Regions from separate parts of the Homo sapiens genome. Here region 1 is linked to region 2. A link is a loop called in an ENCODE intact Hi-C map of the cell type or tissue named here. Cell type or tissue: Calu3. All regions are shown on one strand. Links, peaks and the distances in the headings refer to the core of each region. The heading gives the core; the rest is flanking DNA.

The links. Peaks named below come from ENCODE experiments on the same cell type or tissue, not always from the same donor. Only the 100,000 strongest peaks of a DNase experiment are listed, where the experiment ranks them.
Region 1: a loop joins it to region 2, with 2.0 times the contacts of the local background. A loop is called at or near these places in 1 of 110 quality-filtered maps.

What each region holds. Positions count from the first base shown.
Region 1 is chr3:175,065,067-175,081,265 of GRCh38, reverse strand. All of the region lies in intron 1 of NAALADL2 (N-acetylated alpha-linked acidic dipeptidase like 2), which reads right to left. It overlaps NAALADL2-AS3 (NAALADL2 antisense RNA 3), which reads left to right. Exons shown (of 4, transcript NR_046390.1): 3 at 64-201; 4 at 1,795-1,954. Among named protein-coding and RNA genes, the nearest start is that of NAALADL2-AS3, 42 kb to the left of the region's middle. In Calu3, for the core only: no CTCF peak of the experiment used is centred there; a DNase peak (open chromatin) is centred at 10,125.
Region 2 is chr3:174,524,029-174,540,227 of GRCh38, reverse strand. It overlaps a transcript of NAALADL2 not described here. Among named protein-coding and RNA genes, the nearest start is that of NAALADL2, 330 kb to the left of the region's middle. RefSeq lists an enhancer at 1,129-2,076. In Calu3, for the core only: a CTCF peak has its summit at 8,836; a DNase peak (open chromatin) is centred at 7,047.

The DNA.
Region 1 (16,199 bases), core at 7,728-11,727, 540 kb before region 2:
TTTATCACATTATATTTGATAACATAATTACACTTATAGAAATTTTGTCTTGTTTTGCTTCAGATAATGATGACAGCAATGCATTTTCTACATTCATATCCTCAATCATATGTTTTTGAATGCTTACTGGAAAACCGGTTTAAAAGAAAGGTGACTAGTTATTGGTCTTGCTCTGACAGCCGTGGAAACCATTTGCTGATGGTCAGTGTCCCATTTACAATCTATAGCAGTGAACCCTTGGGGAAGAGCTGAGGGATAGAGGGATATGAAATATGCTCCAGGCTCTTCTATTGCCCTTACGTACTTAATATCCAGTCCTGAATGATTCAACACTACTGACACTAACTCCAAAGAGATCTTTCTAAAGGCAAAATTCAATCTTATATTTTTCTCTTTAAAATTACACAACATAGTTAAGTGGTTTTATGAATCTAAATTGTTTTAAATTCTAATGACAGGAGTTAGCAGATTTACTGCATAGAAGATATTTACTAGGCACTGGACCAAATTAGTCTTGGTTAAAAATCACTAAATATAGGATTTCCAAGGTATTGAATCCCATTTTGATTTGTTCTTTCCACACAGATAAGTGATGATACAAATGTTTCAGTGTGCAAAATGTTTAGGAAAACTAATATTCTCATTTCCTATAGCCAATAATGTGTAAGATTTCAATGCTTTGTATATAAAACTCATACTGCCAAGCAGCTGCAATTCTGCTTCGATAAGCTTATATTATGATATATGAGCAAATCTTGCTAACTCTGGGAGAGTAGATAATTCATAAAGACACATATTTTAGTTGTCTTATTGATACAGTAGACTCTCACCAACTTGGAAAATTCGGTTTAGAATTAAGGTAAAGTTGGAAACCTGAAAACTACTTTCATTGCATAATTTGCAGTTTAAGAATTTCAGAACTGAAAGCAGAAATAAGTTATGTTAACTAAGATATCCACAGAGATAACCTCTTAACAGTTATTCTAAAAATAGTCTATAGTTCGCCGGGCACAGTGGCTCACGCCTGTAATCCCAGCATTTGGGAGGCCGAGGTGCGTGGATCACGAGGTCAGGAGATCGAGACCATCCTGGCTAACACGGTGAAAACCCGCCTCTACTAAAAATACAAAAAATTAGCCGGGCGCCGTGGCGGGCGCCTGTAGTCCCAGCTACTCGGGAGGCTGAGGCAGGAGAATGGCGTGAACCCGGGAGGCGGAGCTTGCAGTGAGCCGAGATCGCTCCACTGCACTCTAGCCTGGGTGACAAAGAGAGACTCCATCTCAAAAAAAAAAAAAGTCTATATTTCTAGAATATGTGAAATACCACCCTTAGAGTATGGCAATTCTTATATTTGCTAGGAATCAAAAATTAAAGACAGAAAGCTAAATTGAGGGCATATCAAGGGCATCCTGAATGATTTACATGAATAACTGTTTGAGTATGTGTTTACGTACGTGTGTGTGCACGTGCAGTTAGCTCTCTTATGGTCTTTGCTCCTTCAGGAATCCTTCCTATTGAGCTTAAAAAAGAAGCTTGCATATTCCTTTTATTTTGATCCAGAAGATATGCACATAAATAGTCACTTTCCCTAGTCTATATCTTATTCCAAAAATTAAAAATCATTCTTTGATATGGAGTTGTTTATGTCAATATCTCGAATCTCCTGCTTTAGACCCAGATAGTTAGTAATTTGGATGCCTTTATCCAAAAACATGTTAGAAAAATTTTTCAAAATATATACTTAAGACCTAGCATACTTTTTCAACATTTCTTTCTCTTAAAACTTTATTGCAGAAAGCACAAGCAACAACAACAAAAAAGATGAATAAACTGGATTTCAACAAAAACACATTTGTGCTTCAGAGAACATAATCAAGAAAGTGAAAAGGCAACCCACCAATGGGAGAACACAGTTTCAAAACATATATCTAATAAAATATTTGAGTCCAGATTATCTAAAGAACTCTTGCAACTTGTTAATACAAAGACAATCCAATTTAAAAAATGACAAATGATCTGAAAATAAATTCCTCGAAAGAAGATATACAAATGGCTAATAAGCACATGGAAAGAAACTAAATAGCATTAATCATTAGGAAAACACAAGTAAAAACCACAATAAAAAACCAATTCACACTCACTAAGGTAGTAATAACCAAAAAGACAGATGATAAGTGTTGGAAAGGATATTAGAGAAATTAGAACCCCATACGTTGCTAGTGGGAATGTATAATGGTGCAGCTGCTTTGGAAAATAGTCTGAGGTTTCCTCAAAAAGTTAAACATTGTGTTACTATATGATCCAATATTCTACTTCTAGGTATATACCCAAGAGAAATGAAAACATAACACAAACACTTGTACACAAATGTTTTAGAGCAGCATTAATCATAGTAGCCAAAAAGTTGAAACAACTGAAATATCCATAGACTGACGGAAGGATAAATAAAATGTGATACATCCATACATGGGAATATTATTCAGCAATAAAAATGAATTAAGTACTGATACATAGTAAAAAATGGATGAATCTCAAAAACATCTTCCTACGTGAAAGAAGTCAGTCACAAAAGACCACGTATTGGATACTTTTATTTACATTTAAGTCCAGAATAGGCAGATATAGAGACAGAAAGATTACTGGTTGCATGGGGCTGGGGCAGGAAAACTGGAGAAATTGGGGAGTGACAGTGTAACTGCTAATGAATGGGGACTTTATTTTTGGTACGATGAAATGTTCTACAACTGATTGGATCATGGTGATGGTTTTGTAACTGAATAAATTAAAAACCATCAAATTGCACACTTCATATGAGTGAATTTTATGGTTTTTAATTTATATCTAAATAATTTTTTAAAATTATTACATACTCTTATTATTGCTGCGCTGCATTTTGCTACAACTTTCTTTCCTAAACGTAAGATAAAGCTCCTTCATTTGGCTGTGTGCAGTGGCTCAAGCCTGTAATCCCAGCAATATTTGGGAGGCCAATGCGGGCAGATCACTTGAGGTCGGGAGTTTGAGACCAGCCTGGGCAACATGGCAAAACTTCGTCTGTAATAAAAATACAAAAATTAACCAGGCATGGTGGTGCATGCCTGTAATTCCACCTACTCAGGAGGCTGAGGCAGGGGAATTGCTTGAACCTGGGAGGCAGAGGTTGCAGTGATCAGAGATTATGCCACTGCACACCAGCCTGGGTGACGGAGTGAGATTGTCTCAAGAAAAAAAAAAAAAGAAAGAAAAGAACAAAACAAAACCGAACTCCTTCATTTGATCATTATTCTCATTATGAGTGTAGGTAGTCCATATAGGCTAGAGCAAAAATGGTGTACAGAGGTAAAACTATATATTCCAGTCTCACACAAGGAAACTTTCAGGTAGGGAAACGTTTTGCTTTCACTTCCTGTAGTCCATTGGTAAAGATTCCTTCTTCTTTTTCCGTATACATGCATTTCCTAATAAAAGAACCATGCACACCCATAATGATTATATTTTTAAAAAAGTAAAACATTATATATAGGATATCAGAACCACAAGCAATTTTTTTAAAAGAGCAGCTGCCTCTATTAGTAAATATTCACATGCCATTTATAGTATATTTATGATATTACTATATAAATAGCATTGCCTTTATACTTCTGTTTAATAATGCTAATGGAATGGTAAATATATTAAAAAGCTCAAATTCATTACATTTTAAATATTTTAAATGCCTTTTTGACAGCTTTATGCATAAGAAACAAAGTTAGAAATATTTCTGCCTGTGATTTTTTTCTGATTTCCCATACATATTTTGAAACACAAGACTTTAAATTTAAATGCTGGCTAGCATACACGGAAAAAATACTGGGTGCTCCAGATGTTTTGTTTAACTTCACTGTGTACATTATTGTTGTTTTCCTTTCTGCTTTTCTTTTCCTTTCACAGACTAGAACGTCAAACAAAGCCACACTAAAGGCCACTTTGATGTAGAAACAGCCAAATTTCTAGGGTCTCTCCAATCGTTTTACACATTTAAAGCTTGAAATATTAAATAAGCTGAAATAAATGCTCATTTTTTAAATTTCCTAAAACACTTCAAATACTTCAGACTAGGCTTGTCATTTGAAAAAATACAGAAGAGCAGATCTGAATAAAATTCATTTAACTTCACAGTACATCTGCCATTTGAAAACATTTTTTTTCTATTGAACACAGCTTAATGAACCTTTAATTTACCTTTCATTCAGTATCCACTGAGGGTCATTAAAAGACAAAGTCTAAGTCACTGCACTTAATTACAGTCATCATATGTTATTATGTATTATTATAGAACACCATATGCCAATTATCATGGGACTTTGATACTGAAAAACTACAAAACTGCACACACATATCACTTGTGCTATAGAACTATATTTGAACAATATCTTTGCACATAAACAGTACCTTTAAAGTATTTGCATTTGAGAGTGTATGCTTTATAGATTTCAAAACTAAATATTTTATTTAGTATAATTGTGTCAATTGTTCCCTAATTATATCTAGATATTGGACTACATTCCAACTTACAACCAGAAACTCTAAAAGAAACAGAATTATCATTACATTTAGATATCAAAACACATTGAGATCAAACAATATTTTATACATTTGACTTTTAGAAAGATGAGGTAAGTAACAAGCCAAGATATGTCCAATATTTATTCATGAAATATTAGCAGGGTCGTCATTTTCCCAGTCCCACTGTTGATAGTCAATGAACTTCCCCTTTTCTTTGATGCCTTCTGTGTTTTTCTTACTTCTTAATGTTGTGTCCAGCGAGAAATAGTCTATATTACACACTGCTATCAGAGTTATCTTTTAAAATCGAGCATATCTGGTTTAGTCTCTGCCCCTTTTAAGAACTGTCTTTAGACACCTATTCTTCTCTAGAATAAAGTAAAAAAAAAAAAAAAAAAGCATGAAATACACGATTTGGCAGAAGCAAGACCCAACATGTCTTTCACATCTCATCTAATCTTTTCTTATGACATTTTTCATTTTCATTGTTTTGAGACAGTCCCTGTCACCTGTCACCTGGGATGGAGTGCAGTGGCGCAATCTCAGCTCATTGCAACTTCCACCTCCAAGGTTCAATCTATTCTAGTGCCTCAGCTTCCCAAGTAGCTGGGATTACAGGCTTGCAGCACCACAACTGGCTAATTTTTGTATCTTTAGTAGAGACGGAATTTTGCCATGTTGCCCAGGCTGGTCTTGAACTCCTGGCCTCAAGTGATCCCCCTACCTCGGCCTCCTAAAGTACTGGGATTACGTGAACCACTCACTATGCCTGGCCTGTTATGACATATTATTTTATACACAGTAGTGAGCACCTGTGTACCTACTACCCAGCTAATCAATTTACCTTATTTTATCTATTTTTAGACTTTTTTTCTATTTTAATATCTGTGCGTTCGTAGTTAGTTTTTACAGTTACCATAGTTCAGGTGTCAGTTGTGACACAATTTTACTTGTTTGTGCATGCATTAACTTGGTTATTATTCTGGGCCTGACTAGACAACTTTCGTCCCTCAGGTTTCAAGTTATTGAACCATTTAAAGATCATTTTAGGAAGAATGAGGAGTCTTGTTTGTTGTTGAAAACCCTCCATTGATATCTTTTGGTAAGTTCAGGAAATGATTAGTATCAAAACTTGCAGAATGGCCACCACTGGCTTGGAAGAAAGTCCCAGGGACTAAAATGGAACATTGTTTTAATGAAAATTGCATCACTATTTTGTTAATAGCACAGAGGGTGACACTGCATGGAGAAATACAGGCATTAAAAATTCTGAGTCAAAAAGATTTGAATGAGTCATCCTCTGAATGTAAAATGTTTTAGAAAGAGCTTCATTTACTTTGTAGTTTCCTTTTTATATATAAACAAGACTGATATGTAACAACATAATAAGCTTTGCATAAAGCAGACTAAAAGAGATCTTACAATAAGTATAACATAAAAATTCTAAGTTTCTGTTTCTTAGAGATACACAAAATAATAGCATACGTTACAATTGTGTCTTAGGTTCAGTGACTGTTTGACAGCTTCACCACTTATATTTTGGACAAGTTGCTTAGCCACTCTGAAATTCAATTTTCTCATCTGAAAAATGGTGGTAATAATAAAACCCAGCTCATAGGGTTATTGCTAAGATTATAGGAGGTAGAACAGTGCTTGGCATATATTAGTGTTCAATAATGTTAACTGTCCCTGTCTCGTCCATTGTTTTATATGGAATTGCTTACGTATCTCTCTAACACCTATTTTATTTTTTCATAAATACTTTTGTCTTCTTCCACTTTTCTACTCTTCCTCCTCCTCCTTCTCCTTCTCTGCTCTTCATCTCCTTACTCCTCCTTTTTCTCTTATTACGAAGAATACTTAACTAACATAATAGTAGAAAGAATAATATATCAACCATTCACCCCTGGTACTCATCCCTAGCACCACTGATCATCAGTCTACTCCCATGCACGTTCCTATCCACTCTCCCCTCAGACTGAAAAAAATAACAAAAACCCTCAGCCATATCATTTTATGCATAGTTATTTCAGTATGTAATTTTAAAAGACAAAGACTATTTTTAATATACCTATAGTATCATTATCCACCTAAAATAATTAACAGTAACTCCCTAATATAGTCAAGTATCTAGGGAATGTTCAAACCACAATTTTTTTTTGAATAAATAATACTCGATGTACTCCAGTTGCAAAGACTGGAAAGTTAATGTATTTATTTCAAAAAAATTCAATAACAACAATTTAAATTGTTGAATAAAAGGAGGAAATACAAAACAGTAGTACCCAGGATGCTAGATTATCTTAACTTTAACGTCTTATATTTACCAGCTATTAAAAATTGGGCTTTGAGAATATTTTTGATAAATAAAGTAAATCTGGCCTAAAATAACTTACATATCACCAAATATATCCTCACGTTAATAGCTTTGATTAGCATTACGTTAGATTGCTATACCTGAGACATGTGAGTCAAAAGTTAAACAAAGGTTAGTAATTATTCTAAAAAATCTAATCATACCTGCTTCATCTTGTTCTTTGATGCATTTTCTAGAAACATAATTTTTGGTAAATTCATTCATTAATTTAACAGCTATTGAGAACCTACTATGTGCTGCCAGTCACTTCTAGACATAGGGAGTAGAACAGTAAAAAAAAGCTAAAATCCCCACCCTTATGGAACTCACTTCTAGTAGAATGAGAGAAACAAAAAACAAACACACAGGAAAGTTTCATGTATACAGTGTGTGAGATGGTGCATGGAAAGAAAAACCCTGAATACATAGGAAATGGGGTGCAAATGGTAGGGGAGGGGGCTTGCAGTTTTCAATAAGTGGTGAAAGAAGTCCTAACTGAGGTTTTCTTTTTATGACGATCATTCCATTCGAATTACTGTCTTTTATAAGGAATACATCAAACTAATAATAAAATAATGAGTATTCAGCACCACAATAACCACTAGTTTCTACTCCGTTCTTCTCTTGAGTAACACTGAACATAAACACCAAAATTCAGCTGTAGGTCAAAGGATGTTGCAAAGGATTTAGTTGACATAAAACTGTAGAACAGACTTGAAATACATTCTTCACAATACTTCAGAATAAATGAAAATATAATTCATGCCAGTAACAAGGTTAAAAAAATAACACTCGAACATTTTCACTTCAATTCAGACAAGTAATTGTATTAGTAAAATGAGCCTAGGAACAAACCTCCTGTCTGATGTTCCAGGTAACCGTGGTAACCTCTCTTTGGAGCTACTGAATTACACTGTCTACATGACTACTTTCTATATAACTTACGATGATGATTTAGAAGAGAAATATAGAGCTGCTCTGTATTGCCACAACTGATCTCAAAGTTGTAAGATCACCACTTTTGCAATCACTTCTTTGTTAGAGGGCCAAATAAAATTTTTTCAAGGCAACTCTAACAGCAAACAATATAAACTTTGATCCTGTTTAACCCTTTCAGATATAAAACAAACAAATCTGATATTAGCATTACAAAAAATCACTAATCAAACAATGTCTCATTAGTAACTGAGGAGAGAAGGCAATTGTGGTATTCAATTTATACATTTGGCCTAAAAATTATTTAATGATATTTTAAAACATCACTGAGTGCCAACAGATTTGTGGCAAGGCTGGCACACTCTAAACAGTATGAATGGGCACAACACTTTAGGAAGACATACCAAAGTTCTTGAAATGTCTATATTTATAGTTCATTTCTAAAATCTAGCCTAAGAAATTAAAAGAAAATAAAACAAAATTGCATGCATATAAATTTTCATTGCAATCATTTATAAAAAAGCAGAGTGACTTTTTTGCCTCTTTAAATATTTATTAACTTTTCCATTTTTCGTTTTTTTTCTTTTATTGCTATACTTTAAGTTTTAGGGTACATGTGCACAATGTGCAGGTTTGTTACATATGTATACATGTGCCATGTTGGTGTGCTGCACCCATTAACTCGTCATTTAGCATTAGGTATATCTCCTAATGCTATCCCTCCCCCCTCCCCCCACCCCGTTTTTCAATAATTAACCTAGGATATAGTTATACTCAGTAGAAAGAAAAGCAATTGGACATCTCCTAATGATACATGTAACAATGAGAAGTCTAGTAGTAATGTCTGTTCAAGATGGATAAGCCACCCTCCATTTTAAGTTGCAGAGGTAACTCATACAATGATATAGAATCAAGAGAGGGAATAAAATTCTTGCCAAACGTTTTTAAAGATGACTCTTTTCATTTTAGACATAGCTAGATAATTTTGCATGTCCTCAAATGTTCATATTCAAATATTTGATGTCTAATTTTAAAAAGATAACTATAAAAATAACAACTAGCATTTATTAAGAATTTACATCATGACTTTAAATCTAAATAAAACCTTTTGAAAGTGGTTATTTAATGATCCCCATTTTCAGATAAAGAAACTAAGATTTTGAAAGGTTAGGTCACTTGCCTATGGCAGGATAAACATGTGAATTCAGGATACATGACTCCCCAGTTCCTAATCACAACACTAGCCTGTCCTTTTTTGTGTAAAGCTTGTAGAACTCTTTCAACAGTCCTGAATGGCAACTAATGTAAAGACTCCATGGCAAACTCTAGAGCTTATTTTGATGTTGTGGGTTTTACACTGTGACCATATTTTCTGAACCACAAAATGTACATATATTCCGACAAGTTCAAATATGCTTATAGGGAAAAAAGAATATGTGAAGTGGAAACAATCCTAGAAAAGACAGAATATATGACTGCCACATCATATAGTTAAAAACAGCAGTTGATATGAAAAAAATACCAGAGAGTTAATACTGAAACTCTGGTGAGGACCAGACTTAAGAAGTCACTGGGGAATTAAATAACTAGTTATTTCATCTCTTTTCATGTTTTTCATTGCTCAAATTTGCTACAATTTTTTTAATATCCTTTGTTTCTGCTTCTCTCATTTTTCTTCAAATGCTTTGCAATATCATTTCCTTCCAACAAATACCCTAAGCTGTTTTGATACCAGGCATTGGTGGCTGTGTCCATTTGGCCCAATAACATTCCCCAGTCAACTGATACAACCAATTAATTGGGGACGGTACACAATCTCACACACTAAACTTATCAAGCATGTTCAGCATGAGATAACATGTTTAAATATAATATTTTATACAGGAGTGTTACAAATGTGTTATACTCTCCCAGAGGTATGTAAGGGTAATATGTGTGAATATATAAATATATGAAAAACTGTATGCACACAACTGACATAACAAAAAGAGAAAAGAATGACTTCCATATTAACTTATAATTTAATAGAAGCAAATGGAGACAACTTTGTAAAGTAGCCTTTGAAAATCCAATGATAAGGTTATGTTTCCAAAAATTCGTGTAAAGGAATACATGACCTATAATAGCACATATTTAAAATATCTTAGCATAGTCAGAAATAAAAACAGAGCTGAAAAACATTCTTTACACCAAAACAAGTCAGACACGCTTTGTGGCATTAATTGGCATGTGTTATTTATTGACTGAGAACTTTAGGAGACACTTGCACTTACCTAGAAAGTGAGTCAGTGTTTGTGCTTGCCCCTGCAGTGCACTAACTGGCACTCAAGGGACCTAACTGGCTTCCTCCTAGCACTGTTGTAACATCAAGAGAAGCCAGCTAAGTCCTCAGCACAGGAAGGTCACTGTTCTTAGACACATCTTCAACCTACTAATAGAACATCTTGAATGACATCTATTTTATAACACTGAGATCGTATGTCTTAAAAAGGGTCTAGAGCAATAGGTCAACAAATTCACAAACATAGGAAAGCACAGTTACTGCAAAAATTATTCACTCACATACAAAATATATGTTATACTATTAATATATTTACTATGTACTTTTATTTTTCAAATAAATATTAGTGATGGATTAATAAATATGTATTTACTTTAATATGGTACTAAATTCATCCAAAGCAATTCATTCAAAGTAATTCACCATGCTTTCTCAATCAACAAACATTAAAAAGTCAACTGAAATAATATAAGTCTATTAAAAAGTATCTGCATATTTGACATGTTGGGATTCCCTATACCATAGCATAATTTTCCTTTGATAGGTAGTGACTCATTCAAACACCTTAGGCAAACAGAATGTGCTACACTTTAGTAATTATAATAAGGTTATCAATTTTTAAAAGCCAGCCACTTTACTTCATCAATGAGCTGAAGCAACACTAGAAGATTAGGAAGGCTTATCAGTTCAAGACACTTTGAGACAAGTCCAGCAGTTATACAATTAAGTTTTAATGATTTCTACATCATCTAGGAGATTCTCATTATATGCAATAAAAGCTAACCTAATAGTGTTTTACAATTCCTTATTTCACCGAATCACCACAAGGTCTAATAATTCTATGTTCGAATCCTAAAAATAAAAATTTATACTTTTGCAGAGAATTACATAAAATGCCTAAGACAATATTTTGAAAACTGATAGATTTAAGATTTTTTATTGTAATTTTTATTTTTATTTTTTATTTTTATTTTAGTTTATTATTATTATACTTTAAGTTTTAGGGTACATGTGCACAATGTGCAGGTTAGTTACATATGTATACATGTGCCATGCTGGTGTGCTGCACCCATTAACTCGTCATTTAGCATTAGGTATATCTCCTAAAGCTATCCCTCCCCCCTCCCCCTACCCCACAACAGTCCCCAGAGTGTGATGTTCCCCTTCCTGTGTCCATGTGTTCTCATTGTTCAATTCTCACCTATGAGTGAGAATATGCGGTGTTTGGTTTTTTGTTCTTGCGATAGTTTACTGAGAATGATGATTTCCAATTTCATCCATGTCCCTACAAAGGACATGAACTCATCATTTTTTATGGCTGCATAGTATTCCATGGTGTATATGTGCCACATTTTCTTAATCCAGTCTATCATTGTTGGACATTTGCGTTGGTTCCAAGTCTTTGCTATTGTGAATAGTGCCACAATAAACATATGTGTGCATGTGTCTTTATAGCAGTATGATTTATAGTCCTTTGGGTATATACCCAGTAATGGGATGGCTGGGTCAAATGGTATTTCTAGTTCTAGATCCCTGAGGAATCGCCACACTGACTTCCACAATGGTTGAACTAGTTTACAGTCCCACCAACACTGTAAAAGTGTTCCTATTTCTCCACATCCTCTCCAGCACCTGTTGTTTCCTGACTTTTTAATGATTGCCATTCTAACTGGTGTGAGATGGTATCTCATTGTGCTTTTGATTTGCATTTCTCTGATGGCCAGTGATGGTGAGCATTTTTTCATGTGTGTTTTGGCTGCATAAATGTCTTCTTTTGAGAAGTGTCTGTTCATGTCCTTTGCCCGCTTTTTGATGGGGTTGTTTGTTTTTTTCTTGTAAATTTGTTTGAGTTCATTGTAGATTCTGGATATTAGCCCTTTGTCAGATGAGTAGGTTGCGAAAATTTTCTCCCATTTTGTAGGTTGCCTGTTCACTCTGATGGTAGTTTCTTTTGCTGTGCTGAAGCTCTTTAGTTTAATTAGATCCCATTTGTCAATTTTGGCTTTTGTTGCCATTGCTTTTGGTGTTTGAGACATGAAGTCCTTGCCCATGCCTATGTCCTGAATGGTAATGCCTAGGTTTTCTTCTAGGGTTTTTATTGTTTTAGGTCTAACGTTTAAGTCTTTAATCCATCTTGAATTAATTTTTGTTAAAATACAGTTTTTGGAACTCTCTCCTCCCCCAAACAATTAAAACATAAGTGGCGTATGGGGAATTTAACCAACATATAATTGCTGGCAATTTTCTTAATGGTTGATCTATTTTAGAGGAACCCATGCTCCCAATTGAGTTTTCCATGGAAGATACCAAGTGCATACTTTTTCAAAGGTATTCTGATTGCAAATGTTGCGTCCCAGATGGTTATTTATTGAGTTAAAATATAACTCGACCAATGTTTACAAACCAATAAATTATAAATCTTATCTCCAGGACTATTTTCTTCAAAAGCTTTCATTTTCATTTTCACTACCAGAGTTTGCTATCTTTGATGCTAAATTTTTCACTTTATTCCCAAGTGAACTTGATAGCAAGACCTAAGTTAAACTTTGCACTCATCCTCAGTCACAGAGAACCCCAAGAGACGTCCTCCCAAGTTTGCGAGAGACAACACTGAATGGAAGAATCTCCTTATCTCTCCAAATCTTCACAAATGCCTTTCTTTTGAGGTGGTCTATCACAACATTCAATGTTTTGTTTTGTTTTTAATTCTCTTGAGTCTTTGAATATTATGCATATACTTTAGAAAGTTCTGAAATTTCTTCTCTCATATCACCCTTTATTTCTATAACTTTTAAATTATTTCAAATGATGTCCATCTATAACTTTTAAAAATCATCCATTCCTGTGAGGAGTAAGAAGTGTAAAAACTAATTTTTTATTCTATTGTTTTACAAGCTCAACTTTTCTTTTAGATTCAGGGGTACATGTGCAGGTTTGTTACATAGGCATATTGCATGAAGCTAAGGATTTCAGGTTCAAAAGATCCCAACATCCAGGTAGTGAACACAGTACCCAAAAGGTAGTTTTTCAGCCTTTGCCCCACCTTCCTTTCCCCCGACTGTAATAGTTCCTAGAGTCTCTCATTCCCATCTTTATTTCCAGGAGTACGCAATGTTTAGCTCCCACCTACAAATGAGAACATGTGGTATATGGTTTTCTATTCCTACATTAATTCACTTAGGATTATGACCTCCAGCTCCATTCATGTTGTTTCAAAGACTTCATTTCATTCTTTTTTTAGCTGCATTGTATTTCATGGTGTATATATACCACATTTTCTTTATCCTATCTACCATTGATAGGCACATGGGTGGATTCCATGTCTTTGCTATTTTGAATGGTGCTGTGATGAACATACAAGTGGCTGTGTCTTTTTGGTATAATAAATTACTTTCTTTTGGATATATACCTAGTAGGGATTGCTGGGTCAAACGGTAGTTCTGCTTTTAGTTCTTTGAGGCATCTCCAGACTGCTTTCCACAGTAACTAAGCTAATTTACATTCCCACCAACAGTGTATAAGCATTCCTTTTTCTCTGCAGCCCTGCAGCATCTGTTATTTTTTGTCTTTTTAACAATAACCATTCTGACTAGTGTGAGATGGTATCTTATTGTGGTTTTATTTTACATTTCTCTGATAATCAGTGATGTTGAGCATTGTTTTCATACGTCTGTTGGCCGCTGATATGTCTTGTTTTGAGAAGTGTCTGTGTCCTTTGCCCACCTTTTAATGTCTGTTGTTGTTGTTTGCTTGTTGAGTTGTTTAAGTTTCTTATGAAATCTAGATATTAGTCCTGGGTTGGATGCATAGTTTGCAAATACATTCTCCCATTCTGTAGGCTGCCTGATTACTCTGCTGATAGCTTCTTTTGCGGTGCCAAAGCTCTTCAGTTTAATTAGGTTCCACTAGTCAATTTTTGTTTTTGTTGTAATCGCTTTTGAGAACTTAGTCATAAATTCTTTCCCAAGGCCCACGTCCAGAATGGTGTCTCCTATGTTTTCTTCTAGGATTTTTACAGTTTGAGGTCTTACATTTAAATCTTTAAGAGAGCATTTTACAAGGTAAGAAAACTCAGCATATTTCTATCTTGATCAAAAATAGGAATCCACAACCTTCTTTTAGCAAACTGAGGATTCAGTATTGAGTGCTTAGGCAATTAACTTTAAAAATCAAAGGGAAATAATTAGATAGGCCTTGACATTTACAAAGATTTACAGGATGCCTCCAAATTTCCTTTTAATTTATTGATTCTTGGTTAAATGACAACATGGGTATCAGGAAAGCTGTTGTCTCTGTTGTGGGCAAACACTAGATTGCCTACATGTGTGTTCACAAGCGACATCTCACCTGTTTTTGGATTATTGTAGCCAGACACTGAAAAGCCTGACAAGGTCTTTGATAGGGGCAAGGATCAAGGATAATCTAGAGTGGATACACTTCCTTCCTGTCAGATTAAACTCTAAATGCAAGACTTTTTTTTAAACAAGAATTTATTAACAATATCTTCCAGGAAAAGCATCCAAACTAACCAAGAAACAATCCCACCTCACCATAAGCCATTCAGGGTAAAAGAGCAGTTGTGTAACAGCCACAAGGGTTTTCCCTCTTTTCCAGTTACAAGCACTTTTGGTTGTTTCTGCTGCTGAAAAAGCAGGTACTGAGCATCTACTTTGTGGCAGTCTCAGTGCAAGGTGCTGGATAGAGCACTGAAGAGACAGTCCCTGCCCTCATGGAACTTCCGGTTTGGTGTACAATTTAGATAAGCAACTACACACAGCACTACATGATAGTGATATGGAGGCCCAGGAGCACTCAAGAAAGCTGCCTAACCCAGGCTTGGAGGGTTAGGAAAGGCTCCTCAGAGAAGGTGACAGGTAACCTAACTACTTCTGTCCTCATAGTACGTGCAATGTCATTTTCTGTTTGTGGTTACTATAACTCGTGTCTTTCCCTGAAATGTGGATCTGTCTCATCAACCTCTCCTTTCACACACCTAGTTCTGGAGAGTGGTGGAACAGTCACCCTGTTTCAGTGATTGCAGAGTGGCTACATTTCAGGATTTCCACTTGTTCTCTGCAGTGCAGTGAATACAGACACTGAAGGGGCTAACTGGTTGAATCTCAAAGTGCATTCGGTTACACTGTTCCCGTTATACATCCTTTCACTCATATCTGGAGCTTGATGGCAACATTAAGACCGAATACCGTTATGTGAGAGGGTCTCTGACCTTCTTGATTCAATTCTCTATATCTCTGTTGCTCACAGCTATATGGAAACTTACATAACTAAATTCAGAATCAGCTTTCAATTCATTCTACATTATTGATAAAAGGGCTAGGTTTTTCTCGGGTTCAGTGAACACGGTTTATAACAGTGCAGTTTCCTGAATGTGCTTTTAAAGCTCATAGTGACTTCTGACTCTCTTTTTTTTCTCCATGACCTTTGACAAGGATTGCAGCCAGCTGCAGTGGAAGAGCTTACCATATGTTGAAAACTGTATTGTGACACCTGCTCTTACATTCCTTGTTTCAAACATAAATGTGTCTAAAATGACTTGAATTACACAGGCTTGCTTCTCTTCACTGGTGACAGAGATGGGACTGGTAGGACATCCTCCATTTAAACTGGGATTACTATACCTTGTATGTCTTTTGACATGGTTCAACAAGATCATTAAATCTGGTCATAGCTATCTAAAAATTTAAAGACTATCCCCTTGCAAATTCTATGTAGAATCAGCTCACTTTGTTTTTTGACTCTGAAAGAATCTAATAATAGGCATTAACAGTTTTAGAGCAAGATTACAAAGCTCTGCAGCATACTAAAATGAATATTATTTGTTTTCCCAGTGATTTATAGTAAGACTTCAGCAAGGGAGTCCCGACGACAATAGAAGCACTAGGTTGTTAAGCGTCTCCTAAATGTGGGTCCATCAAGCAGCACAGTGCCCAGGTAAGTAAATTACATAAGGTCTCAATAGTAATGTCTCGCCCAGGATTCAAATTCAGCTCTGACATCAAAGTCACTTGAATTTCCAGGTCTCCTAGCTGCCTTCATAGTGACTATTCCTTCTTTTTAAAT
Region 2 (16,199 bases), core at 6,531-10,530:
CATCCTACTGGCAGACCTGGCCTCATCTGCTTTTTTTCCCCCTCTTACTAGAATAAATTCTATTTTGTGAACTTTTGGTTCAACACTTCCCAGTTCTATTACTTGCTTCTGCCACTTTTGTACTCCTCCATTAGTCTTTTTAATATTTGACCATTCTTACCCTGTATTTTAACTGATAGCAAGATAGATAAATGCCCATTGTTTCAAAACATCAGGCAGCTTTTTTTTTTTTTTTTTTTTTTTTTTTTTTCCAGAACTTCCTAATTCTCTCTTGGCAAAATGTTACAATTACCCTGTGGACAACAGGGCAATCATCAGTAACTCTGAGGTTGACAGATGCTCTATGTCTCTTGGCATCTTTGTTCATGTTTTCTTTATTGCTTGAATATTCTATATAGCTAGGTTTTTAATTTTTAAAGAAATTTTCATTTTGGAAAACAATGCTTTAAGTGACCTACCAAAATTATTGGATTTATTGAAACTATTAGTTTGTGATCCTTAGACCAATTTAAAAAAATGAGAGCTGATATACTATTCTGTGCCTTGGATGAGTATTGACGGTCCTTTCAGAATTTGATGTGGCCACAACAAAAATAAATTCGCAGAAATGTTCTACTGCTTTCAAGGACAAATCTGTCAGTAAGGTGACCATAAGATAGCACATTTTAAAGAAATAACGCCAGAAAGGCAGGTCATAAGTAAGTCTCTAGAATGAAGAACTTAACAAAGGCAAGAAAGACAGAATCCACACTGGGTTAAACTAAACCAAAAGTGTCCACACTATAAAATGATATATACTATTAAAATAAATAATTTTGTGATTTGTGAATTATAGTACCATAATTTTTAAAGGCTCCTCATTGAACAATTTATTATAAAACAAATCAAATTTATCTCCTTGGTACATTATCTTCTAATATATGATTAATTTAATGATAGCTATCATTTCATCTCTGTGTGTGTAAAAGAAAGCTTTTGTAATGTATTTGAGTATATATTTTCTAGAGTTAAATAAATATTGGACATACTGGTTATTGCTTTTGCTGAAAATTATTGTCTTTACTTAGTCTTAGTTTTATTCAATTCTTTAGTTTGTTTACATAGATTTTACTGACACATATTATTAGATTGTTTATTTGAAAAATTGCATTTTATGTTGATTTTCTTTGATGAAGACTGCAAACAAAAAGGTATCTAAGACAGATCTCAATAAATTTAGAAGTTTGTTTTGCCAAGGTTAAGGACATGGCTGTGACACAACCTCAAAAGGTCATGAGCCCAACGTAGTCAGGCTCCAGCTTGGTTTCATACATTTTAGGGAGACATAAGGCATCAATCAATGTATCTAAGATGTACATTGGTGCAGTCCATAAAGGCAGGACAACTCAAAATGGGCCCTTCCATGTCAAAGATGGATTCAAAGATTTCCTGATTGGTAATTGGTTGAAAGAGTTTATCCAAAGACCTGGAATCAATAGAAGGGAAGGTCTGGATTAAGATAAGGGGTTATAGAGACCAAGGTTTTTATTATGCAGATGAAGCCTCCAGGTAGCAGGCTTCAGAGAGAATAGATTGTAAATGCTTCTTATCCAACTTAAAAAAATGCCAGAATCTTAGTTAATTCTCTCCTCGTTCAGGAAAGACACCTAGAAAGGGAAGGTCTTTTTTCCTTTCCCCTTCTGTCCCATTAGGGACAGCTTTGCAGAGTCATTTCAAAATATGTCAAGTAAATTTATTTTGGGTAAAATACTTCAATTTCTTTTAGGACCAGCTGTCATGTTGGTATCTTATTGCTACAAAGAGTCTGCATTGTCAGTCTCGAGTTCTCTGCTTGAATGTTAAATGCTGGCCAGCTGTGCCTAAATTCCAAAACCTGGATAATATAATGAGGCAGGTCCAACCTCCACTTCCCATCCTGGCTGGAACTAATTTTTACGGTTAACTTAGGAATGCCGTGGGCCAACAGGAGGGGCCCATTCAATTGGCTGGGGACTTAGAATTTTATTTTTGGTTTACAAGACTCTCATTGTGAATCTAAAAGTAAAAAGGAGATGTGGAAAGGAATTTTGCCATTTGTGACAACTGATCAGTGATAAAAAGAGTATATAGTTATAAATAGTCAACCTCTGAGGGAGCCTCTGCTGGGGCAACCTATCAATTTTCTAGATGTCTACATTTAACTGTATCATTCCACACTATAAATACTAAGAGCCTCTGTGTAAAGTACTGCAATAGATCCTGGGGAATCAAGGAAATTAGACCAGGTTCTTGCTCACAAAGCTCTTATATTCTAGGAAATATATTCCATTTATATAGCTGTGAAAGAGGAAGAATAGGCTGCTTTCCTAGTTATTAAACATGGTCAGATGGCTCTGTGAGAATATCACCAGCCTGACTTTGTACAATATTATATGAATCTTTCCAGTTTAACTGCCACTGTACATGATTATATCTGAATTCTTAAATATGGCTTATGAGGACATTCACAATCTGTCCCTTTCTGCAAAATTTAATTATTCTTCCACATTCTACTGCCATATCACTCCCTGAGTAGCCATACCTAGCCTGGCTTAGGTGCCCACATCATTTCTCGTACTGTATTCCATGCTGTCGCTATTGTTCCACTTATCACACTATGTTGTACTTGTATGTTTTCCTGACTCTCACTAGACTTTAAACTCCTCAAGAGTAGGTACATATTCTTCGCAATCATGTCTTCAATGTAAACTACCTGGCACTTAATAGTGCTCAATAAATATTTGTTGAATGAATGAACTGCTTAAAACGCTATTTCAAAGAGAAATAGAATATTGTTAATTGGTCCATTCCATGATCTTTCAAGTCAACGGTAGCAAGCTAAATAATCACAAATGATAGCATGATCTATAATTAATTATACTGATTAAAATCTCTTACAGTATAATTATATGAAGATTTGCTTCCCTTTAATTTAATATCCATAATAAAAAACAATTGCTAGCAATTTCTAATTAGTTGTCTTTTTTCCAAATCCATATTAATTTAGGATTCAAACACCCTTGTGATACATTTCTACAATACATAGAATTGCTTAGCAAAGCATATGGCTCAGTGTAAGTCTTCAATAACATTAGTATGATGGCAGTAGTGTTGGTGGACTGGTTTATAGTGATGGCAACAATGAATGTGTATCATTGATATTACATATAAATCATATGACTTATTTATTCAAGATAAATTTAGACACTTGTTCAGTTCTTTCAAAATACAGGAAGAACTTTGCCATGTCTTATTTACAAGTAATATTGTTATTTGCATTATTGTTAAATTAAGCATAATAACAAACCATTGTATTGGGGAAGAGAATGTGAAATATTATTATAAAATTTTACAATGTTTTGTAATGGAAACAATTCCCCCAGGTGACAAAATATGTATGTAAACAATTGACATCTGGATGCTATTTTACAAAAACAGCAGTTACAGAGAGAAAGGGTTTTCATTTTCTCTAACACTTCAAACAGCTTTACAAATATTTATAAAAGGTCACCAATAGAGGGCTTACCTAGGGTTGAATAAAAGACGCCCTAAGACATCAAAAGCTATTTTGAACGTCCAGCTGGGAGATCTAAAACAGAGAGTAGCAAAGACAGTTTGTGACAAAGCTGACACACAGTATTCTAAAAGGAGTGAAATCAATTGTGACTTTTTTCATTTATTTGTAAATGCCTCTTTGGCAGTACACTCACTCAAAACGACAGTTGCTTCTTACAGAATAGGGGAGGTGATGGCAAAATAGAGGAATCTTGACAGTTGCTTTAATGAGATTCTGCATTAGGGCTATTCTAACACTTTCACCCAACAAGAAGGTTGCCCTTCATTTTCAATATCGTATCTCAGTAATTTGGAAAATGTTATCTCTATGAAAAACTAAACTAGCCAGTCCTGAATAGCCATGGCCCAGTTTATTTTCCCCTTATCTTTCAATCAGTAGAAAACATTCTAAATCAAGTATCTAAATAAATGTCAGCTGTTCAGACCAATTATCTGTTCTCAATAAGAATGCTGTTTTTATTAAAAACAGTAATATGGAGTGTCAGAACAACTCAAGACATACATACTAGAAACTCAGTATTTGCTTGAAACTATCTGGGAGTATACTTTAAGCTGCATTTTAAAAATGTTTTTATTTTTATATTTGATGTTCCTAAGGAATAGCAAATTGTTGGCAAGGTAAAATTTCATTAGTCTTTGTAATATGAGCAACTACAAACTATCACAATCTAAATATTGAATTCATTTTTTCATTCAATCGTTCTTTGATCAGATGTTAAGTGTTTGGTGCAACTGCAAATCAACTGCTGTAAACCTACTTCTTAAAGAAAGAAAAAAAAAGTAAATTATAATGTAGAGGGAAAATGCAATCCAATCCAGAGCCTAGCCCAGCACCTATCAGCTATAAGTCAACCAATAGGTATTTGTTGAACTGATAAACTCAACAAATTATATATGGCAATGTAACCCACAGCATTATGGGCATATACAGATCCCAGAGAAATGAACTAATAAGAGACACTGGAGGAATAATGAACTCTCTGGGTTCCAATTTCCTTATCTGTAAAGTAATATTTACTTTATAAGAGTGTCATGAGGATAAAATAAAAGTTGGGGCAGGAATAAATCACCTAGTACGGCTCCCGGTTCATAGCAAATTGTCAATAAATAGTAGCTATTATAAAGCTTTGCTTTAGCCAAAACAAATGATATTTCTCAAATACAATAACAAAATTACTAACAACAGTAGAATGAGGGAACCCTGTCTGTTAGGATAATACTATTAGCTTTGGTTCTGTCTCTTCCACTAAGAGCCACTTTGCAAATCAGTTTTTCTCACAAAAATGGGACTAATACTGTATTCCTATATTTACATAAAACTAGAACTCAGGTTGACCATAAAAGTCATCTGGGTACTTTAAGTACCCTACTGTCATACATTGTTGTAATAAGTACCATGAATATGGCAGTGAGCACCATTTCAGTCTGGCAAATTAACTGTGGTCTAAGATCTTGTGTTGGAAATTCTGCCCTGCTAGTCAATGGTTAATTTTCAGGTAATGTTCAGTAGAGCTCATAAACAAAACTGCTTGAGAAGCTAAATGTGTGCAGATTGATGAAGGTTTTTGTCTCTTTATTCTATTTTTAATTTACCTAGAGCAGTAGCTCTCAAACTTACATATTAAAATTACCAGAAGGATGTGTTTATTGCCAATAGCTATAGTGTAACTCCAGACCAGTTAAATCAATATATTTTTTAACATTCCTCAGATGATTCTAATGTGCAGCTAAGATTGAGAACCACTGGCCTAAAGTCTGATACAATTTTTCTCCAAAAAACACTGTCGGCTTCCCAAACAAATCACTTTTTTTCTCTTCTTTACAAGACCGATTCACCTTCCATGTCTTTTTTCTTTCCAAGCAACTCTGGAGAGGGTGACTGTATGCACAGGTTTAAGACGATCCTGATTAGACTCAAACATAATGGCGCCATTACTTTTGCCAGGGATTGATTTAGGGGTATATATGTTAGCCATAGCTAGCCAGTCAGATGGTAGGAAAGGTGTTCTTGGGGCTTCTAAGTTTTCCACCCTTCTGAAAAAATCCTTTGTTTCCTGTTGTTGTATACAGATGTGATGGCTAGGACTGCTCTGGACATCTTGGGAGCAGGGAGGAAGTTAGTCTAAGGCCAAAGCCAACATCGTGAGGATGGCAGAGAAGAATGATAGAAACAGAATCTGTGATAATGTCATTCAGCTGCTCAAATAATTTGCCCAATATCTGGAATTATGTAAAATAAATTCAGGTAACATCAAAGCATTTTGAATTTAAATAGCATTCCAAACAAATGAAAAAATGGACTAGATCCCAAGACTAACTTTAGGTTAAACATTTTTTTTGTTTATATTGTGAAATATTTATGAATTAAACCATCTGGTAAAAATGTGTTACTTTTCCTTAGATATTAAACAATGTCCTAGTTTTATTTAAATGGTTTCATAGCACATTTTACTAAGAAATATTGTGTAGTATGTACACAGACATAAGAAATGTAATAGTAGATTCTGCCCTTTAAATACTTTTTTGTAAGTACTAATTTGTTCCAATTTTTATATACACATAATGTGCAATATTAAAATATATTTTCTACCTCCCACATATATAAATATGTGCATTTGCTTTTTAAAAAATTATTGTCATGTTTATAAAGTAGAGAAAAATGAGTTTTTTAATATCCAACCACAACAATTGCATGACTTCCTAATAATCTTGTTTTTAATTGATTCTATAGATAGCTTGCATTTCTTGCCAGTTGTATGTCTTATTCTCAAATGTCAAGACTACAGTTTTGTTTCTGAAATGTCCTCTCTTTTCTTTAAGCAATACTTTCCTGGACCAGGAAATAATGAGGATACTTTGGAATGATGCTTTATTGTCAACTACACAGTTGGAATGAGATTAATCAGAATTTTGCTGTAAGATCTATTATGGAGCTTTAAGTGACATACACTGTAATCGCTATGCTCCAATTAGACACTTTAAATCTGTGGGTTTTTTTTTTTTTTTCCAACTAATTTCCTTTGTGTTGCTTCTTCCTCTCTCCACCTCCTCTGTGGTTCCTGTATTGTTTATTTAACAATAAGAATAATTTCAGAAATATTCACCAGCATTTTTGTGGAGAAGAAGACTAGACTACCCTTGCTGGATGGGATTTGTTAGGTGAGTCAGAGAGCAACATGTATTAGGAGCTGTAGCTTTTGAGAGCCAATAGAGATTAACAGAGAAGAGAAAACAGGAGTTGAGGCTGATAAGAGGGCTCAATGGTATGATCTCTTTTCCTATGTTAGGAATAATGCTCAAAATTCCCAAGGAAATTGAACACTCGAACAAAGGATTCTTAGCAAACAATTTTACTTCTATGCAGAGGGGTGCCTCCTTGGCCAGTCGCCATGAGAGCACACCTGAACAAGGGGGCACGAGAGCCTTTATTCCTGACGCAAGTCCTGCCCCTGTACCCCTTCCCCATTGGCTGGGGTTGGGTCATACAACCTAAACTAATCCCGGTTGGCTAAACATTTGCTTTTTTTAGATAAGGTGGGCACGTAAAAGAAAGTGGAGAGGAAAGGGTAAGGGGTGTCTGTAATGAGCTAGAAAGTTAGTCCTCTTTCCAAATAAGGAAAGGAATGTGAGCTGGTACTGATTATACCTGGTACTGTGGCATGCCTGGCATCTAACAAAGGCAAAAAGGAGAAAAGGAGAAAAGGAGGGGGGTACTATGAATTAAAGAATAAAAGATTGATCAGGTTATTTAAAGAGAAACCTCATCATATCCCACAGCCATGACCCTCCAAATCCTCAATAAATATATAACTTAATGTGATAGATTTCCTGCAAAAGTCAACAGGGGATACAGTTTGGTGAAGTTGAGAAGTGAGTAGAAAGGCTGAAGCTAAGAACGTTCAGTAAAGAAAAGGATGCTGAAAAAAAGAAACGTGGAAATTCTTAGAGCACATTCCATCCAGAATAGATCAGGTAGTGAAACAGGGGCTCAACCGAATTTTCCTTCAGTGTAGCTTGGGAAACCAGTTATATTTTTTTCTCCCTCACTATTCTATAAGCACCCAAGAACAGTACTCTTTGAACAGTACTCTGAGTTCCATATAGGATTCAATGATTAAATTTGACTCCAGTAGGACAGTTCCTCCTAAAAGGGCCTTTGTCCCTCTTACTCCTAAATTTAGGCAATTTCCATACCCTCCCCCTTTCCTTCTCTACTCAAATATTTATAAGACTGACCTCTCAATAGTGATAAGAACTTGGCAGAGCTAGAAATCTCATGGCCTGAGTTTGGTTTGGCATCATCTCCTTATTTCGGGATCACTTACTGCTTTTATGTTATAGTAATGGATCTTCACACTCTAAAAAAATAGTTACAGGTGCTCATGTCTGTCTCAGTCCTCCTCACCCAAGGACAGGGATCTGACTTCATCTCTACATCCCTTCCCCTTCTCCTTCCCCCAGAAACTGAAAAGGACCTTCACAAAGTAGAGACTTAATAAATGTCTGATGCATTGAACACAATTATAAATGAAGTACCTATTTTTTGCTCTGTTTATATTTATACTAAAACTGTACTTGCAATGATTTCATCTACCTTTTGGAGCATCAAAGTACAATCACTGGGGTCAGATATTTTATTTCATTAGTCTAAATCAATACTGATTTAAATAAATCTAGGAATTTTTATGAGGACTTTAATATTTTGAAATGTATTTCTACAGACAAGTCCTTATTTCTTGTAAATCTCATTTTGTTCACAGAAATATGAGATGTCTTATGAACCACTGGTATTTCTATTGTAAATATTAAGGAATGTTGCATTACAATGCAGACAGGTAATCCGTAGGCCCAGCAGAGAAATAATGATTAACACACACTAGAGGGAGTATACATTTTAATAGACTCACTCATAAAATCCATGTTTCAAATGTTACAAAACAGAATCGAGTTTACCAAAAAGCAAATAAATCATCTTACTTTGGGGTTTCTTCTTTCATTTCTGATTTTTAAATAATAAACATCATTTCCCCAGAGCAGGTAAACTACACTTACCTGTAAATGAATGATAGAAAGTTCGAAAATCCTCACAAAAGATTGACTCTCAGTGAACTTTGCTCCTGATAAATTCTACCCACAATGTTTATTCAAATTTAGTTTTAAAAAGAGAAAGCAGACTTTGGAGAGATGGCCTTTACGTGGATTTTATTTGCTGATGATAATGATGATGCACAGTGCCTCTTCACAAGATTACATGAGTTAAAAGGTAATCCCACTATCACTCTTGCACCGATGAGTGCTCTACTTGAGTGCTGATCTCAATTTTTGACTCCAAGCTAAGACAGAACCAAAAGAATAAAAAAAAAAATGCAGAGCCATGGAAATAATGACTAAAAGGACTAAAAATGAGCAAATGTGAAAGAAAATGTGATAAAAGTTGATTAAAAATAAAAGAAATAGAAACATACACCATGCATAGAAACACGGGGCCAAATAAATGAAAATGTCAGTATCAATAACTAGGCTTTTTAATTACACTAAATTTGGGCTAACTAGATGATGTTCATTATAGCTTGTATATTTGTCCTAATGCTTTAAGACTGTATTTGTCTTCTTCAGAAGTCATATGAACTGTAGGTCAGTGTGCTTTACCTCAATAAATTGCTTCAACAAATTTGTTCATAGTTTCACAAAATAAACTGATCATACAAGAGATGAATTATTGTTCCTTTCAATATTTTAAGTCACACTTCCTACTTTCTGTGTGTGTAGGTTTTTCGTTTTGTTTTGAGATGGAGTCTCCTTTGTCACCCAGTGATATAGTTTGGCTGTGTCCCCACCCATATCTCAACTTGAATTCCCACGTGTTGTGGGAGGGACCCGGTGGGGGGTAAGTATTCACCCATTCAGTGGGTGAATAAGTCTCATGAGATCTGATGGTTTTAAAATTGGGAGTTTCCCTACACAAGCTCTCTTCTCTTATCTGCTGCCATATGAGACATGCCTTTCACCTTCTGCTGTGATTGTGAGGCCTCCCCAGCCAGGTGGAACTGTAAGTCCAATAAACCTCTTTCTTTTGTAAATTGCCCAGTCTCGAGTATGTCTTTATCAGCAGCATGAAAACGGACTAACACAGTAAATTCGTACTAGCAGAGTGGGGTGCTGCTGAAAAGATATCCGAAAATGTGGAAGCGGTTGGAACAGTTTGCAGGGTTCAGAAGAAGATAGGAAAATTTGGGAAAGTTGGGAGCTCCCTAGAGACTTGAATGGCTTTGACCAAAATGCTGATAATGATATAGACAATGAAATCCAGGCTAAGGTGTTCTCAGATGGAGAAGAGGAACTTGTTGGGAACTGGAGCAAAGGTGACTCTTCGTATGTTTTAGCAAAGAGACTGGTGCATTTTGCCTCTATCCTAGAGATTTGTGGAACTTTGAACTTGAGAGAGATAATTTAGAGTATCTGGTAGAAGAAATTTCTAGGCAGCAAAGCACTGAAGAGGTGACTTGTGTGTTGTTAAAGGCATTCTGTTTTAAAAGAGAAACAAACCATAAAAGTATGGAACATTTGCAGCCTGACAATGCGATAGAAAAGAAAATCCCACTTTCTGAGAAGAAATTCAAGCCGGCTGCAGAAATTTGTGTTAAGTAATGAGGAACCAAATGTTAATCACCAAGACAATGGGGAAAATGTCTCCAAGGCAGGTCAGAGACCTTTGCAGCAGACCTTCCCATCACAGGCCTGGAAGTTGGGGAAGAAAAAGTGGTTTTGTGAGCCGGGCCCAGGGTCTCTGTGCTGTGTGCAGTTTAGGGATTTGATGCCGTGTCCCTGCTGCTCTAGCCGTGGCTGAAAGGGGCCAACATAGAGCCTGGGTTGTGGCTTCAGAGGGTGCAAGCTTCAAGCCTTGGCAGCTTCCACATGGTGTCAGCCTGCCAGTGCACAGAGGTCAAGAACTGCAGTGTGGGAACCTCAGCCTAGATTTCAAAGGATGTATGAAAATGCCTGGATGTTCGAAAATGCCTGGATGTTCAGGCAGAGTTTGCTGCAGGGGCAGGGCTCTCATGGAGAACCTCTGCTAGGGCAGTGCTAAAGGGAAACGTGCGGTCAGAACCCCCACACAGAGTCCCCACAGGGGCACCACCTAGTGGAGCTGTGAGAAGAGGGCCACCATCCTCCAGACCTCAGAATGGTAGATCCACTGACAGCTTGCACACTGCACTGGAAAAGCTGCAGACACTCAGCAAGTCCATGAAAGCAGCAGGGAAGGAGGCTTTACCCTGCAGAGCCACAGGGGCAGAGCAGCCCAAGACCATGGGAACCCACCTCTTGCATCAGTGCAACCTGGATGTGAGACATGGAGTCAAAGATCATTTTGGAGCTTTAAAATTTGGTTGCCCCAGTGGATTTCGGACTTGCATGGGGCCTGTAGCCCCTCTGTTTTGGACAGTGTCTCCCATTAAGAATAGGTGTATTTACCTCATTCTTATACTCCTATTGTATCTAGGAAGTAATTAATTTGCTTTTGATTTTACAGGCACAAAGGCAGAAGGGACTAGCCTTGTCTCAGATGAGACTTTGGACTGTGGACTTTTGAGTTAATGCTGAAATGAGTTAAGATTTTGGGGGACTGTTGGGAAGGCATGACTACTTTTGAAATGTGGGGACGTGAGATTTGTGAGGGGCCAGGGGCAGAATGATAAGGTTTGACTGTGTCCCCACCCAAATGTCATCTTGAATTCCTATGTATTGTGGGAGGGACCCAGTGCGAGGTAATTAATCTTGCAGGCAAATCTTTCCCATGCTGTTCTCATGAGAGTGAATAATTCTCATGAGATATGATGGTTTTAAAAATGGGAGTTTCTCTGCACAAGCTCTCTTCTCTTATCTGCCACCATGTGAGACGTGCCTTTCACCTTCCACCTTGATTGTGAGGTCTCGCCAGCCATGTGGAACTGTAAGTCCAATAAACCTCTTTCTTTTGTAAATTGCGCAGTGTCAGGAATGTCTTTATCAGCAGTGTGAAAACTAATACACCCAGGCTGGAGTGCAGTGGCACTATCTCAGCTCACTGCAACCTCCACCTCAGGTTCAAGCAACTCTTGTACCTCAGCCTCCTGAGTAGTTGGGACTACAAGTGCATGCCGTCACACCCAAGTTTTTTGTATTTTTACTAGAGACTAGGTTTCACCATGTTGGCCAGACTGGTCTCAAACTCCTGACCTCAGGTGATCTACATGCCTTGGCCTCTCAAAGTGCTGGGCTTACAGGTATGAGCCACTATGCCTGGTGACTACATTTGTAATATTTTATATTTTATATAAGAAGGATACTCCTATAATGCTATGCACACTATGAAAGTTTATAATCTAAATGAAATGGAAAAGACTAACATATATGAAACAATAGGCATTTTTATTCAGTACTATTGCTGCTTTGATTAAATCTAGAGGAGAAAATATTCTCAAAAGAGATAGTACATAACACAAAGTGGAAGAAAGCTCCTATGTGTGAATTTAGATTCACAAGCTTTTTATAATAAAATATATTAATAGTAAATATTTTTGGCTTTTCTGGCCACACGGCACCTGTTGCAACTATTCAGTCTGCTGTCGGAATATGAAGCTGTTACTGACAATATGTAAATGAATGTGCATGGCTGTATTCCAGTAAAACTTTATTAACCAAAACTGGTGTTGAGCCAGATTCGGCCTGGGGACCATAATTTGCCAGCCCCGGTCTAGTTCATCACTTTCAAAGGGATACATCCCCTTTCCAATACGAAATAGCAAGAAAGGGACCAAGGCCAGGTAGAATTTTTGTAGATAACCCCTGAAATCCCAGAACATAAGAAACACTTATGTTTGAATATAATTTCAAGCAAATGTGATGGATGTTTTATTAATATATTGTTTTATATTATCCATGTAAATTTCTGCCTCCATTAGACAGATTCTTTAGACTTTCCCAACTAGACAAATCTCTTCCTAAGCTCCCTGTCATTAAATTTCCTTGGCAATTGAGATGGCTTTGACAAAAGTCTAGACATCAAATTTGGGTAATTAAAAGCTTACTTACACTTAAAAAGAAAAATAAAAGACTTTCTTTTTTTTTTTTTTTGAGATGGAGTTTCACTCTTGTTGCCCAGGCTAGAGTGCAATGGCGCAATCTCAGCTCATTGCAACCTCTGCCTCCCAGATTCAAATGATTCTCCTACCTCAGCCTCCCGAGTAGCTGGGATTACAGTCATGTGCCACCACACCTAGCTAATTTTTGTATTTTTAGTAGAGACAGAGTTTCACCATGTTGGCCAGGCTGTTCTCTAACTCCTGACCTTGTGATCCACCTGCCTCAGCCTCCCAAAGTGCTGGGATTGCAGGCCTGACCCACTGCGCCCAGCCAAGACCTTCTTTTCTATCACTGATATATGTCTGTTTTCTTAACTCTTTCCTAGAAATCCAAATATTTTGCTACATTAGAAAGTAGAGCAGAACAAACTATTGAATAAGTGCATCTTCACCACAACTTAAACATTATGACTTTTCACTCCACCCTCTACTGTGTAGATATATCACAACACATTCAAAATTGTGAACAGATAATGTTAGTAGCTGCAGTATGACCCTAAGTTATTTTAGTGATAAACTACTAATAAAAAATTTCAGGCCAGGCACGGTGGCTCATGCCTGTAATCCCAGCACTTCAGGAGGCGAGACAGATGGATCACTTAAGGTCAGGAGTTTGAGACCAGCCTGGCCAACATAGTAAAATCCCGTCTCCAATAAAAATACAAAAATTAGCTGGGTGTGGGGGCACATGCCTGTAATCCCAGTTACTCGGGAGGTTGAGGCAAGAGAATCACTTGAATCTGGGGTGACAGAGGGTGCAGTAAGCACAGATCACACCACTGCACTCCAGCCTGGGTGACAGAATGAGACTCCATCTCAAAAAAAAAAAAAAAGAAAAAGAAAAACAATTTCAGTGTTACCAAATACAATTATTAAGTTAGCTGGCTATTTTTTAAATTAATGTACTAATACTTCTCTAATATTCTTTCCCATGGAAAAATTATGAAAGTGATTCATCAATTATCATGATCCATTTACCACAAATAATAGTCAATATATATTATATGCCAGGCAATATGTAAAGTGTTAGACATTTATTTAACTATTTACTAGTCAAAGCAATTCTTTATAATGTAGGTACTATTATTACTCTCATTATACCATGATGAGAAAACCGGGCTATAAAGAGGTTGTAAAGCATGCCAAAGTCACACAGCTAGTAAGTAGCAGAGCTAGAATTCGAAAGCTGGTGGTCTAGGTTCCCAATGCTAATGAGGCCAAAGCCATGACTGTTTACACAGAAATGCTAGTCCACTGAATTGCCAGTATGCCCTACACTATGCCTGCAAAATATCACCATTGGCAAGAGGGATGATGAAACGAAAGTGGGAGGTGAATACAGAAAAATATAAGCCTCAACTGGTAAGTGAGGGAGAAGCACCTGAAAATTTATACCTAAGGACCCAAAAGTCATTATTCAACAAATGCTGTAAGTCAGTAAATCCTCCTTATAGACATGGCAAACACATTTATTTCAGGCTTTAGGATCAGATTAGCCTATATTTAGATACTAGTTCCACTACTTACTAGCTAGTTTTTTGACTAATTAAAATCTATGAAACTCAGACTACTCTTGTATAAGATCAGAACAATAATCCATGCTCCCCCATTATTATGGGGATTAGAAATGCTCATGGGGGACCAGAACATAGTGGGTGCCCCCCAAAATGGTATCTCTTACTAGTCAAAGTTTTGTTTGTTCACTTTTAAGTACAGAAATGAAAGCATTGCTATGATAACAAGTTGAAGAGATGCTAGAATCTGAATAAAGTTGAAAATCCATCCAAACATCTGAAAGACTTGTCTATATGAATTTTTGATTTCACATAATTTATGGATTATCTAAAAACATCATTAAAAATACAGCTATGATTAATCATTGCTATGGATGTTTGTGCCCCTCCAAATCTTACTGTAAAATGTGACTCTCAATGTTGGAGGTGGGACCTGGTTGGGGGGTGACTGGATCATGGGGGTGAATCCCTCATAAATGGTTTCACACCATCCCCTTGGTAATAAGTGAGTTCTCACTCGGTTCACACAAGATCTGGTTGTTTACAAGTCTGAGACATCCCCCTTCTCTTGCTCTTGCTATTGCTCTCGCCATCTGACATTCTGTCATGATTGTAAGCTCCCTGAGGCCTCGCCAGAAGTAGATTCAGCATCATGCTTCCCGTACAGCCTGCAGAATGGTGAGCCAACTAAACCTCTTTTCTTTATAAATTACCTAGCTTCAGGCATTCCTTTATAGTGACACAAGAATGGACTAGCACAGTCATAAAGACAAATTCTCTAGAAGACTGTCTCGAGTTTTCATCTGAAACAACTACATCTATCCAATTACAGTCATGTGTTGCTTAATGACAAGGATATGTTCTGAGAAATGCACTGTTAGGTGATTTTGTCTTTGTGCAAACAAGATAGGTGGTATTTACATCTAGACTGTACAGACGACTGTACACACAGACTATATGGTAGGGCCTATTGTTCCAGGCAACAAACCTATACAGTATTACTCTACTGAATACTCTAGGCAACTGTAATGCAATGCTAAGTGTTTGTACATCTAAACATATCTAAACACAGAAAAGGTAATGCTTTGTGCTACAATGTTAGGATGGCTATAACTTTACTAGGCAATAGGAACTTTTTAGTTCTATTATAATCTTATAGGCCGCGCATGGTGGCTCACACTTGTAATCCCAGGACTTTGGGAGGCTGAGGCAGGAGAGATCAGCCTGAGCAACATGGTGAGACCCAACCTCGACAAATGTTTTCTTCTTTTTTTTTTTTTTAATTTGTTGGGCATGGTGGCAGGTACCTGTGGTCCCAGCTGCCCAGTAGGAGGCTGAGGTGGGAGGATGGCTTAAGCCCAGGAGGTCAAGGCTGCAGTGAGCTATAATGATGCCACTGCACTCCAGCCTGAACAACAGAGCCGGACTCTGTCACAAAAAAACAATATATTTTATGGGACCACCTAAATATATGTGGTCCCTTGCTGAATGAAACATTGTTACATAAGGTGTATTAAGACATTATTTGAATTCATAGAGCTTCCTGCCTTGTCTGTGGCTACAGTATATTGTGAAGATACCTTCAAGCCTGGGCAAGCCTTACAGGACTAGGACAGGCTGAACATCCACCCGCCACCCCACTCTCATCTGCTCACTTTCAGTTTAAAGCAACACCCACATCTATTTTCCCCAATGCGCTACATAAATATTATCATTTCATTATTTTCTATGTGAGCCTTGATATATCAAAGATAGGAAAGAATTGTATTACTGGATGCCATCTGATACATTAGTCATTAAATAAAGAGGTAGTGGCAATCATACTTTAATGTAGCTAAATTATACTTCAGTAAAAATTTTTAATACATGATATATTAATTATATGACATTATGCACAATCATAAAACACAGATAATATTTCAAGGAGTTGTTGTTAATTCAGAAGACCAAAAGAACTATAGAAAGACAT